Linked DNA regions of Mus musculus: region 1 is linked to region 2. The links are chromatin loops, found by intact Hi-C in ENCODE. Cell type or tissue: left cerebral cortex. All regions are shown on one strand. Links, peaks and the distances in the headings refer to the core of each region. The heading gives the core; the rest is flanking DNA. Region 1 holds the start of Fam131b (family with sequence similarity 131, member B). Region 2 has its middle 10 kb from the start of Olfr459.

What was found. A loop is a pair of places that touch in the nucleus more often than their neighbours do. Peaks named below come from ENCODE experiments on the same cell type or tissue, not always from the same donor. Only the 100,000 strongest peaks of a DNase experiment are listed, where the experiment ranks them.
Region 1: a loop joins it to region 2, with 2.7 times the contacts of the local background. A loop is called at or near these places in 7 of 42 quality-filtered maps.

What each region holds. Positions count from the first base shown.
Region 1 is chr6:42,322,133-42,327,511 of GRCm38, reverse strand. It overlaps Fam131b (family with sequence similarity 131, member B), which reads left to right and starts at 2,872. Exons shown (of 7, transcript NM_029528.5): 1 at 2,872-3,070. The coding sequence starts at 3,043. In left cerebral cortex, for the core only: CTCF peaks have their summits at 508 (motif pointing right) and 2,103 (motif pointing right); DNase peaks (open chromatin) are centred at 2,109, 2,742, 3,401 and 3,908; H3K4me3 peaks cover 2,714 bases; H3K27ac peaks cover 2,037 bases.
Region 2 is chr6:41,759,446-41,764,824 of GRCm38, reverse strand. No RefSeq gene overlaps it. Among named protein-coding and RNA genes, the nearest start is that of Olfr459, 10 kb to the left of the region's middle. In left cerebral cortex, for the core only: CTCF peaks have their summits at 2,935 (motif pointing left) and 4,799; DNase peaks (open chromatin) are centred at 2,923 and 4,976.

The DNA.
Region 1 (5,379 bases), core at 187-5,186, 560 kb before region 2:
CTTCGTGCATGCCTTGTTGCTTCTCAATAAAATCATTAAATAACAAATGTAAGAAGCAAATATAATTTTAAGTATACTTTTTAATGATTTCAAAAGAGTAGTAATGTAAAGAATATCATAGAAAAAGATCTCCAAAGACTGTTCTGTAATGCAAGCATCTGTGATTCTGACCGCTGATGAAGATACATTGGTGATGTAACACTATTGTGGTTTTCTGCTTATAGGGGTCGCTCAAGTAAAGGAAATGTTTCAGTTACCTGCTAGTGAATATTGATGTAGGTTTTTTTTTTTCCCCATACAAAGTTAATGGATTTTTTTTATTCTACCCATAGATCCTAGGACAAGAGTCTGCATAGTACACAGTACTGCCACTGACCTGTGGTTGTGTTCTTCTATCCAAGAGGTACCCCCAAGGGGCCACAGGCATGCAGTAGGAACAAGAGAAGTGATGAGATGGTTTCACCTTGGGATTCTGTCCCAAAGGGAACCAGTTAGGAAGTGCCACATGGGGGCACTCTGCCAGAGCCTTGTATTCTAAAACTTCAAATATGAGCCAATCAATATTAGGATTTTGCTGAGGGTCAAACTGTAAGTCTGTTTGAGGTAGAGTTGTGTAAAACATAAGTATTTCTCAAGAAATTCCATCAGTTACTTGGATAGAAAAAAAAACAACTGATGGAAGGCAGGAAGGATATGTATTGTTTTAAGCACAAACTAAAAACTAATCATTTTACTTTATAGCCCTGCTCTGACTTCCCATGGACTGCAGGCTGTAAGATAAGCTCTTTCCTGCCCAAGTTGCTTTCAGTCATGGTGTTTATCATAGCAGTAGATAGCAAACTAGAACTGCGGTTGTTGCTGGGAACTGAACCTAGGGCCTTGGATATTCTAGGCAAGTGCTCACCCAGGCCTTTTGTAAAATTTCCTTTTGCGATTAAGAGTCTCACAAAGTTAGCAGTGTTGTTCTTGAACTCTCTACGTAACCCAGCCATGACTGAACTCAATCTTTCTGCTCTGCCTCCCGAACAATTTATGTTAAGCAGATAACAAGTGTAAAAGCAGATGAAATTTTAAATATTTTACATATATATATATATATATATATATATATATATATATATATATATATGATCTATACTGTCAAATTGTCTTCCAGGAAGTTTGCTTTGGTTATGAAAACTGGAACTCATTAGCCTTGCCTCAAAAGATCCAGAGAATGGGACAGAATGCCCCATGTGCTGAGAAGTAACTGTCATTGCAGGGACCAGAAGGCAGCTGGGCAGATCAAATTCCCAGACCTTCTAAATTCACCTCCCAGATCTGCAGTTAGTGCCAGTTTCTGATAGAGTTTGCAAGTGGCCCTTCAAATCTGCGACTTGGATTTAATCCTTGAATTCATATGGTAATGCTATTTGGATACAAGGTCTTAGAGCAATAGTAAGGATTAGTGAAGGTCACAGAGGTTGGCACTAGAGGCTTTATGAAAGAGGCTGAAGCTAACATATTCATCCTGTCTCATCATATCATCTCCTCGAAGTGTTACAATGCATCAAAGCCCTTAGGACACTTGCAGCAGTTGCAAACACTAAGTTCTTGGCCTTTCCAGCCTCCAAACTTCCAATCTTTATAAACTTCCTGGTCTCAGGAATTTTGTTATAGTACCAAAATGAGCAAAAATATCTATCCTCTCCCATATCTTCATCTGGGATGTCATCAGACGTAATTCCTCAATCATAATCTAAATGTCACAAACTTACACGTGTAAGGCATGCCCTTTTTCTCTGCCTCAAACCCACAAGGCCTCCTGCCCCTCTTCCTCTCTAATCCCAGGAAAGAGACAAAAACCTATGGAAAACAAGCTGGCCCAGAATTAGTGTTTGCTTTTTGTTGTTACCATTGTTGTCAATGGTACCACCCAGACCCGCTTGCCCAAGGTTTGCAGTTACTGGTTCGACTAAGAGGAAATGGTCTCCTTGTCCTTCCTAGTGTGTCTTCTAGACTCTTCTTGCCAGTTGAAATAGTGCCTGCTGACTCTCCCAACTCAGATCTCCCTTTCCTTTCCCATGGGGCCCTTGGTGTAGTGCTGACCCTTCTCGGCAGGGGGCAGTATTCTCCCTTTTGCTGCTTCCGGACATCCACATAAAGCTCAGAAAAGTTAAATTCTGATTTAAAGCCATGTCTTGCGGCCGGTTTCCGATCCTGATATTTTCATTTCCCTACAGCTGCAATAGAATTATTCCCATTCTCCTCCCATCCGGACCCAAGCCTAGAGCTAGAATACTTGCACCATCCCCACACCCATCCCAAAACAGCTAGAGGACAGGGAAGCATCTCGCAGCATCCACTGGCAAAGACTTCACAATATGTTTGGGTGGGCAAAGCAACGCACGTGAAACGCCGGGCAACCAGAACAGCATCCAATCCCGATTCGTGCGTCCCAGATGCAGCATCAGGAAGAAAACAAATGTTTGCGGAATTTGGTACCCAAGGCCAAGCAGGGTGTTCTCTCATCTCCGCCCCACTTTCTCTCTCGGCCTTCTCACCCCGCAGCCCTCAAAGTCCATCAAGCATATCCTAAGGGTGGGCCCTGGCTTCCTGACCGGGCTCCTGAGACAAGCGGGTTATTATCCACATTCTCCATCAGCATCTCCCGGGAGAACTCAGCGGGGATGGCGAGGAGCTCAGGGGCGGGGGTTGCGAAGGACAGGCGGAGGGACGTGGTTGCAGCGCGGCGAGGGGCGCGGGGAGCGCGGTGCCCGGTCGGGGGCAGGGCGGGGAGGCTCTGCGCGCAGCCAATCCCCGAGCAGCCCCCTCCCCGGCCGCGGAGAGCTGAGCGGGGCGGGGGAGCCAGGCGGTGGCGGCGGCGGCAGCGGCGGCGACGGAGGCTGCCGTGGGGAGGGATGGAGAGGGGAGGGGGGAGCGGAGCCGAGCGGAGACAGCCGCGGCGCTGCAGAGCGGCTGGGGCGGCGGCGCGGTTCCCGGTGCTCCCCCCGGCGAGGGCCCCGAGTCGGTGAGGGCCGGGACCCGGCGGCCCCCGGAGCCATGGGCTGCATCGGCTCGCGGACTGTGGGTGGGTACCGCAGCCCGGCGCGGGTCAGGGGCAAGCTCGCCCCGGGGCGCTCCTCCGGCCCCCTCCCCCATCCCCATCCTTGCCCCTGGGGACCTCCCTCCGCGCCCGCCCGGCCCTGCCTCGCGCCTTTACTTTCCCTCCATCCGCTAAGGTCCCTCTATCCTTGTGCCCTCGCGCCTCCAGGGCTTCCATCCCTCTCAGCTCATAGCCTTCTCTCCATCGCCCTCCCGCAGGCGCGGTCCTTCCCTGGTAGCCTCTCCACAGCATCCTTCGCGGCTCAGTCGCTGTTCCCTACTCCCGATGGCCCCATCCCTCCACCTTCAGGCCATTCGCGTCTACTCTGCTGTAGCCAGAGCCTCCCCGAGCCCTTCTTTCGGGAGCAGCCCCTCTTCTCAGAACCTCCTCTCCAGCCTCATCCCTGACTTTCTTCCGCACGCCCCCTCCCATCTTCACCCTCTTCTCCATATGGCATGTGTGTTTTGCCCCCAACCATTTCCCTCTTGGTAGCCTTTTCCCGTCGCTCCTGCCTCCCCCCGATTTGCTTTGTTCACGTGCATTTTCCCTCTGGGGCGGGGGCGGGAAGAGCGTGTGCCACCGGGAGGGAATGGGTTCCACGCTTGGAGGGAATGGTCTTGGGCCGGGGTGCTCTGGAAGAGCCGTGGACTCAGGGAGGAGGTGGAGGTTTACCTCCCCGAGAGAGGTCGGGAGTCCGCTTCCCAGAGGGTGGGGTCCGCCTAGGAACCCTGGGACCCGCCTGCACCTGTCAGCGGGGGCAGGCGGAGCAGGGCCGGCTTTTTATTTACCTTTGGCAGGGGGAGGGAAGAAAGGCGCTTCCTTAATGGTCCTCTCCTTCCAGCCCCTGCCTTACTACCGCCCCCTACCCCCACCCTACGCATCCATTCCACTTTAGGGCTGAACACATTAGTACAGTCCTCTCCCAAACCCCCCAATTTTCCCCTTCCTAACTCCCAATTTCTCCCGCCTACACGCCCTAGTGACCTCAGGCTGAGAGAATAATTCGTATTATTATTACAAACAAACTACACTCTCCGGAAGCCTGATTTCTGAGACCCGGTTTATTTCCATGGAGACCCTCCTCTGCTTTTACCTCTTTCCCTGTTCTCCTCCCCTCCATCTCCCTGCCCCCTAAGGCTCTGACTCAGCTCCCCCTCTTCCTCAAAGGCCACCCCCTCCCTCCCCTCGCTCCCACTCTTCTCCGAGAGAGCTTGCTCTGCCTGCCCCATTACTGATAGGTCCAGATGTCTTTCTGACCTAGCCACAGGTCCTAGTCCTGTCTCTCATCGTTTCACAAGATCCCAAGAGAAGGCATAACAACTTTGGATGTGTGGCAGCCCAGCCCTACCTGTCAGTCCCTGGGACCGCCATCCCCTTTGTTTGTCGCCAGTTCTATTGCTGCATGCTGGATGCTTCTTCCTGCCCAAGACCTAGTCAGTGCACTTCTTTAAAAAAAGGGGGGGGGGGGGGACCTATGATCCTAAACCCAAAAAGCAAAAGTTCATGTAAGCAAGGGCGGATGGCTGCCACCCGATTATTCTTGAATCTCTCTGTAAATACTCAAGGAATTCTTCCCCAAGAGTTACAGAGGAAACCTTGCACTTAGGTCAGGAATCTCCCTCCTGGTTCCCGACTTTTTCACCAGTTCTCAAAGTGTCCTGTCCACCTCTGCCATTGTTTTCTGTCTTCTCACCTTAAATTTCTGTTCTTTTAGCTCTGAAATTATGAAGTCCTCTTGTTTCTTGTTACTATCTCTATTTCCTGAATCTATTCCCTGTCCCCCAAGAGAATTGGGCTCAAAGCATCCATCTCATCTTGGAGCCCTCTGGCTCTCTGGGAAACAGTCCTAAGTTTTCACCTCCCAGCTGCCTCTATCCCCAGTATCATCCTGTCAACCAAGTTCCTGCCGCTTAGGAAGGCCTTGAGGGAGGGGGAAGCCTCATTCCTCTCATCCCTCAAATATCAAGTCGAGTAGGTTCCCCTAGAAAGCTGTGTCCTTGTTTTTAGGGCAGTAATTGATGAGCAGTCTGGATCCAATAAAGACAATCTCAACAATTGCTCAGCACAGAATGGAGAATGGTTTTCCTGATACAGCTTGGTCTTTGACTCCCTCCCTCTCTGTGTAAACAACACCAGAAAAGGCCAGAAAGCTTTTTTTTCCCTAAGTATGCTATTCCCCACTGAGCTGAAAATGAGTGTTTCATTTCACATATTATTTCTCTCTCCAGAAATTAGGGAATGGTAGACATAGAAGGAAATGGATAGTAGGAAGCAGACATTGGGAGACACGGAGG
Region 2 (5,379 bases), core at 227-5,226:
TCTTCTTCTTCTTCTTCTTCTTCTTCTTCTTCTTCTTCTTCTTCTTCTTCTTCTTCTTCTTCTTCTTCTTCTTCTTCCTCTTTCTTCCTCTTCCTCTTCCTCTTCCTCTTCCTCTTCCTCTTCCTCTTCCTCTTCTTCTTCTTCTTCTTCTTCTTCTTTTTAAGACAGGGTTTCACTGTGTAGCCCTGACTGTCCTGGAACTCAAACTGTAGAGCAGGCTGGCCTCGAACTCCGAAATTCGCCTGCCTCTGCCTCCCAAGTGCTGGTATTAAAGGTGTATGCCACCATGCCCGGCCTGGACTACTTCTTAATCTGAGCAGGGTAAGAATACAGAAAATGAGCTGAGGAAGTAAGCATGCATGCTCTCAGCCTCTCTGTGCTCTGGACTGTAGATGTGATGTTGTGATGCTACCCCAATTTGCTGCCTTGAGGGACCTTCACCTGGAACGTCAAGGAAAAGGAAACCTTTGTTCCTCCAAGTTGCCTTTTGTCATGATTTTTTCCACACTAATAGAAAGGAAATTATTAACAGGAGGCAAATGGGAATAGATGATGACTTTAGGGTTGGGTACCATGAGGCATCTATGGTTTTATAAGAAGAGTGAGACACAAGTGCACAGGTTTGCTCTATGTCACTGTGATGCATTCTGTCACAGCACAATGCAGGAAGAAGGTCCTTTCAGACACTAACTAGATATTTTAACCATATTCTTTGTGATCCCTTAACTCCTAGAACAATGAGCTAAATAAAGCCTCACTTACCAATTTACCCAGGCTTAGGTATTTCTTGTAAAATATAAAAACATTGTTAGTAGTATTAGATAGCCTGTCAGGAGGACAACGGAAAAACTGTAAGGACAGATATTGCTGAATTATATAGTCAGTAATTAAAGGGAACTCTTGGATACAGGTTATCATATTAGAAGGACATAATCACAATCTGGAAAAGAATGACAGTATCTAGTGACAAAAATTGACTGATCTCTTTATGTATATATGGATTATATTTTAATTCCTTCCATTTAGTTAAACATCGTGTGTGTGTGTGTGTGTGTGTGTGTGTGTGTGTGTGTGTGTATTTGAAGGGGAAACTGAAGAGGGGAGAAGGATCTAGAAAAAGAGGATGGTAAGTAGGTGTTAAGTCAACTTAAGGCCATAAAATGTGTAGAAGAGAGGGAAAAAAACAGAAAAAATGCACTCAGTCTCCCATTTAGAGAAGTTTTATCTACAGTATTTTAACTTACAGATTTTTAAACTTACAATGCTGTGATGCAATTTGCATCCAGTAGATATCACATTTCAGATTTTGAGTTGCCAATATGTGTTCAATGCTCTCTTATGCTGCTGTACAGTGAACAACTGATGCCCTAGTATCCTTGCTACACATTTGTTCTTGGTGCTGTGGTTTGTGTTTCTGCATCTCTTCATGTCTACCAAACACTCATCTATGTGTGTAAGAGGTAGTCATCAGATCAGTATGAAGTAGGCTTTGTGTTAGAAGATCTTGCTCAAATGTAGAGGAATAGAATGTGGATACATTTAAATTGGGCTTGGCTAAGCTAGGAAGTTTGCTACAATATAATATGTTCACAGTGGCCACAGGATGCTACTAATGTTAAGTAAATGTGTGGATATACAGAATGTGACTGACATGATGGAGAATAGAGAAAAGACGTTGGGCTGAACCTGAGATATTCAACTAGAATCTACTGTAGGGCAACTCTTATTTCTTTGGGTGCTGCTAGGTACAGTGACTAGAGATGATATGCAAAGACTTCTGCCTGAAGTAGTTTCTGCATTTAAAATGGCTTTAGAATCTATCTCATCATAAAATGGAGGATCGATAGTATTGTGTAGTACAAAGAATGACTCCCTCTAGAGCAGAACGGGAGATTTGAGGATATGAAAGGTGGATTCACAGAGGTTATATGAGTTAGTGAGGAATGGAATGAGGGCTTATGAGACAGCAAGAGCCCATGCAAACAAAATCCAGGGAGTATAAGCCTGGATGGCTTACAGTGGGACTGGAGAATAGGAGTGCCTGAGACTGCACAAGTGTGAACTTAGTGTGTCATGATTGTACATTGTCAGCATGGTTTCTAATACTCACAATGACTTGGTTAAGAAAAAATTTTGGTCTCCATTTTACAAATGGGAAATGGGGGCCTGGAAGTTAAGAAACACCTAAACACGAATTAAATTTAATTCAAGTGTGGCCAACACCAAAGCACATGTTGGTGCCTCCTAACCATTACCACTGCAACATGCTGACATATGCATGCACACACCAGGCATGGTCACATGTTAACTACCTGAGAGATGTCATCTGTTCTCTGACAAAACACCTTCTCTTTGGACATGTTATTGCTTTTGCAATTTTGCATTATCAAATATTTAAATGGATACAGATTATAACCTGTAACTGTGTGAAAGAGGGTGGCTCAGGATTTCTGACCATTGAGACAAGGAAACCTTCACTAAAGGATTTTGGTTGACACCCCCTTCTGTTATTTGCAGCCAGCCATGCTCTCTACCTCATACTAGTCCAGATTATCCTCCAATTTCCAAAGGCTCTCACAGTGTACACAAGCACTGTGAATGTTATGTCCATGTTAATATGTGGTGCACAGATGGACACAGTACACAGTGATGGAGAGACAAGAGACCTGAGACTAGACTGCTAAATTAGGATATGCCCAGAGCAAACCTGCTGTTTCTTTGGATGATGCCAATTACAGTGGCCAGAGGTGATATGAAAACACTTTGGCTGGAGGGAATTGCTGACACTAATATAATTTCCTCATGTTTATAAATTAGTTAACTGTAATAAATAATTATTGTTAGGGCCCATCTTCTAAAAAGCCAGAATCTACATGGGCACTTTGCCATCGCTCAGATCCCTGTCTTCCCAAAGGTGTGTCACCACTTCCACCTAGTGGTCACTATTAGTAATGCACACAGGATATCTGACCTCCCCTAGGCTGAACTGTCTGGAAGCTGTTAGGAAGAATGGGGCAGGGATTAGAGTAAATGTGCATTTCCAATGCTAGGGGAGCAAAAGAAAAAAAGAGAAGTGAGCACATTGGGGACACAAATTTTGAAAATTAAGAAGGATAAATTTCTGAAGCAATTTGAATTTCAAAAACTTGCTTCAGAGAAGTCCATGATTTTTTTCTCCTGTTTACATATAATTAATCAATTAATTGGTGTAAGTGTGTAAGCATGCCATGGCACACAAATAGAGATCAGAACAATTTTCAGCAGTTGTTTTTCTCCTACCATGTGAGTTCCAGGTCAAACTTAGGTCTTCAGTCTTGGTGAGCACCTTCAGCCATCTTTGTAGCCACATATGTCACTTTTTGAGAATGATAACAGTTATTTGTATGAGCCAGAAACTATGAATAGTTTTAAAATGAAGACTGTACTGAGCTACTGTCTGGAGAAAAATAAGTAGCAGAAGGTGTCTCATTGGTTCGTGTGGTAGCATAACCTTTCTCTGTGCGGCAAAAACCATACAGATGTGTCTTCTGATCTCCACCACAGCCATCTAAGTTAACCACCAGCAGTGGTCCAAAGTCATGGATTCTGCAAATGCAAATTCAACCACGCTCTGATGCAGAGCTCCCCTCCCGACAGTTGTATCTGTTCTGAGTACATGATGACTTCCTCTCATCACTGTTCCTGAAGAGCTATAGTATAACAGAAAGTGGGGAGCATCCCCCTCATAATACATATTAACTAGAGATGACTTAAAGTAACAGGGAAATAAAAATGGACATAGGAAGACATGTGTATGTCATATGCAAATACTACATCATTTTATATCAGAGATTTGAGTATTCATGGTTTTGCATCTACGGGAGACTTGGAACCAGTCTGCCAGAATTCAGTTATGGTCTGTCACATGTTATGAATAAAGAAAATAAGATAGACTCAAATAAAATCCTACATTCAAGCCCATTTATGAAGTAGAGGGCCAAGATGGGGTTCAAACTTGGTCGGACAACTCCTGATAGCACTCTGTTCACATGAGATTGCTTTTCTTTGATTCACATGTAATTATTTGTTTCAAGGATTATTCCATGTGTTTTGATGAATTATTAATAACTTTAAATGGTTTCCAAACAGTGCAAAAGTGGATGGAAAGCAGTTACTCTCCTGTCTCCTAACACTAATGGAGCCCCCTTTCCTTGAGGCTTGATCGGTCGTTCATGAGTTGCACACTTTTCTATAGTATCTCAGCAAGACTATGATAAAGAGATGTCAGCACAATGTCTCACACCTGCAATGCCAACTCTTGGGAGGCTGAGGCAGGAGGATGATGACTTTGAGGCACTCAGAGCTGGCTACCAAACAAATGCAAAAACAAAAATGATTCCATCTCCAATATTTAAAGAATTATAATTTTTATTTATGATAAAGTTACAGTGTGGATGAATTAAATTAAGCATCGAAATCAAAACTACCATGCATACCTAGACAAAGTTTTAAATTCAATCAGAATGGTTTTTAAAATAGACCATGTTAATTTATGATTCAGTTACTTGAAAGGTTTGGAGTTGCCACTAATGTAAGGCTTTAAAAATGACTGCTTCAATTTTCTCCCAAGCTCATTATATTCTCCAAACATCATTGCAAAGCTTCAAAAGCATTCGAAGCCTATCTCCCTTCTCTTTCTTTTATTAAAGATGCCCTTCTTATTCCCAGATCCTCTCTTGGTTATTAGATTGACTTGTAGCCAATCAAGTAAATTCAGCTAGGGACACATGACCTAAAGGGCGTCATCTCAATTCTCCAGTCCAGAGATCACTTGCAGTGATACCATACACAAGCTAGATGGCCATATCTTCAAAAAGTACACTTCAGTTTTAAAAATATGCCAAACTCTTTTCCACATGTTGTTTTGTGAGTACGAGTCCAGTTTTCACATGGACTGAATGTGAATCAGCTCCGTAGAGCTCAATTTTAAGTGCATTTTGCAAGAGGTCCCATTTTTAGCCAAGTCACAGCTGAGCTTTCCTGTTAGCTAATTAGTACTTGTTCTTAAATTGGGCAGCTCCAATTCAAGCTAGATGAGATGCAATTTATTTCTTCTCTACTCTTAAAACCATCTAAGCTGTAAAATTTATGTTACTCTGTTTTTCCTTTTGTCTACCAGAGGGTTAGTTTAGTTTCATTCTGAATAAGTCAATAGAACTCCTAAATTGCCACACAACCACCAAGTTATCTGCGGGGCTACACAATTTTGATGATCACCAAATTGGATAAACCCAAAGCACTGGAAGATACTTGTCTCTAAAGATTGCCATAATAGACTCAGCAGTTACAAGCACTTGTTCTTTTTGCAGAGGACCCGGGTTTCATTTCCAGCACCCACTT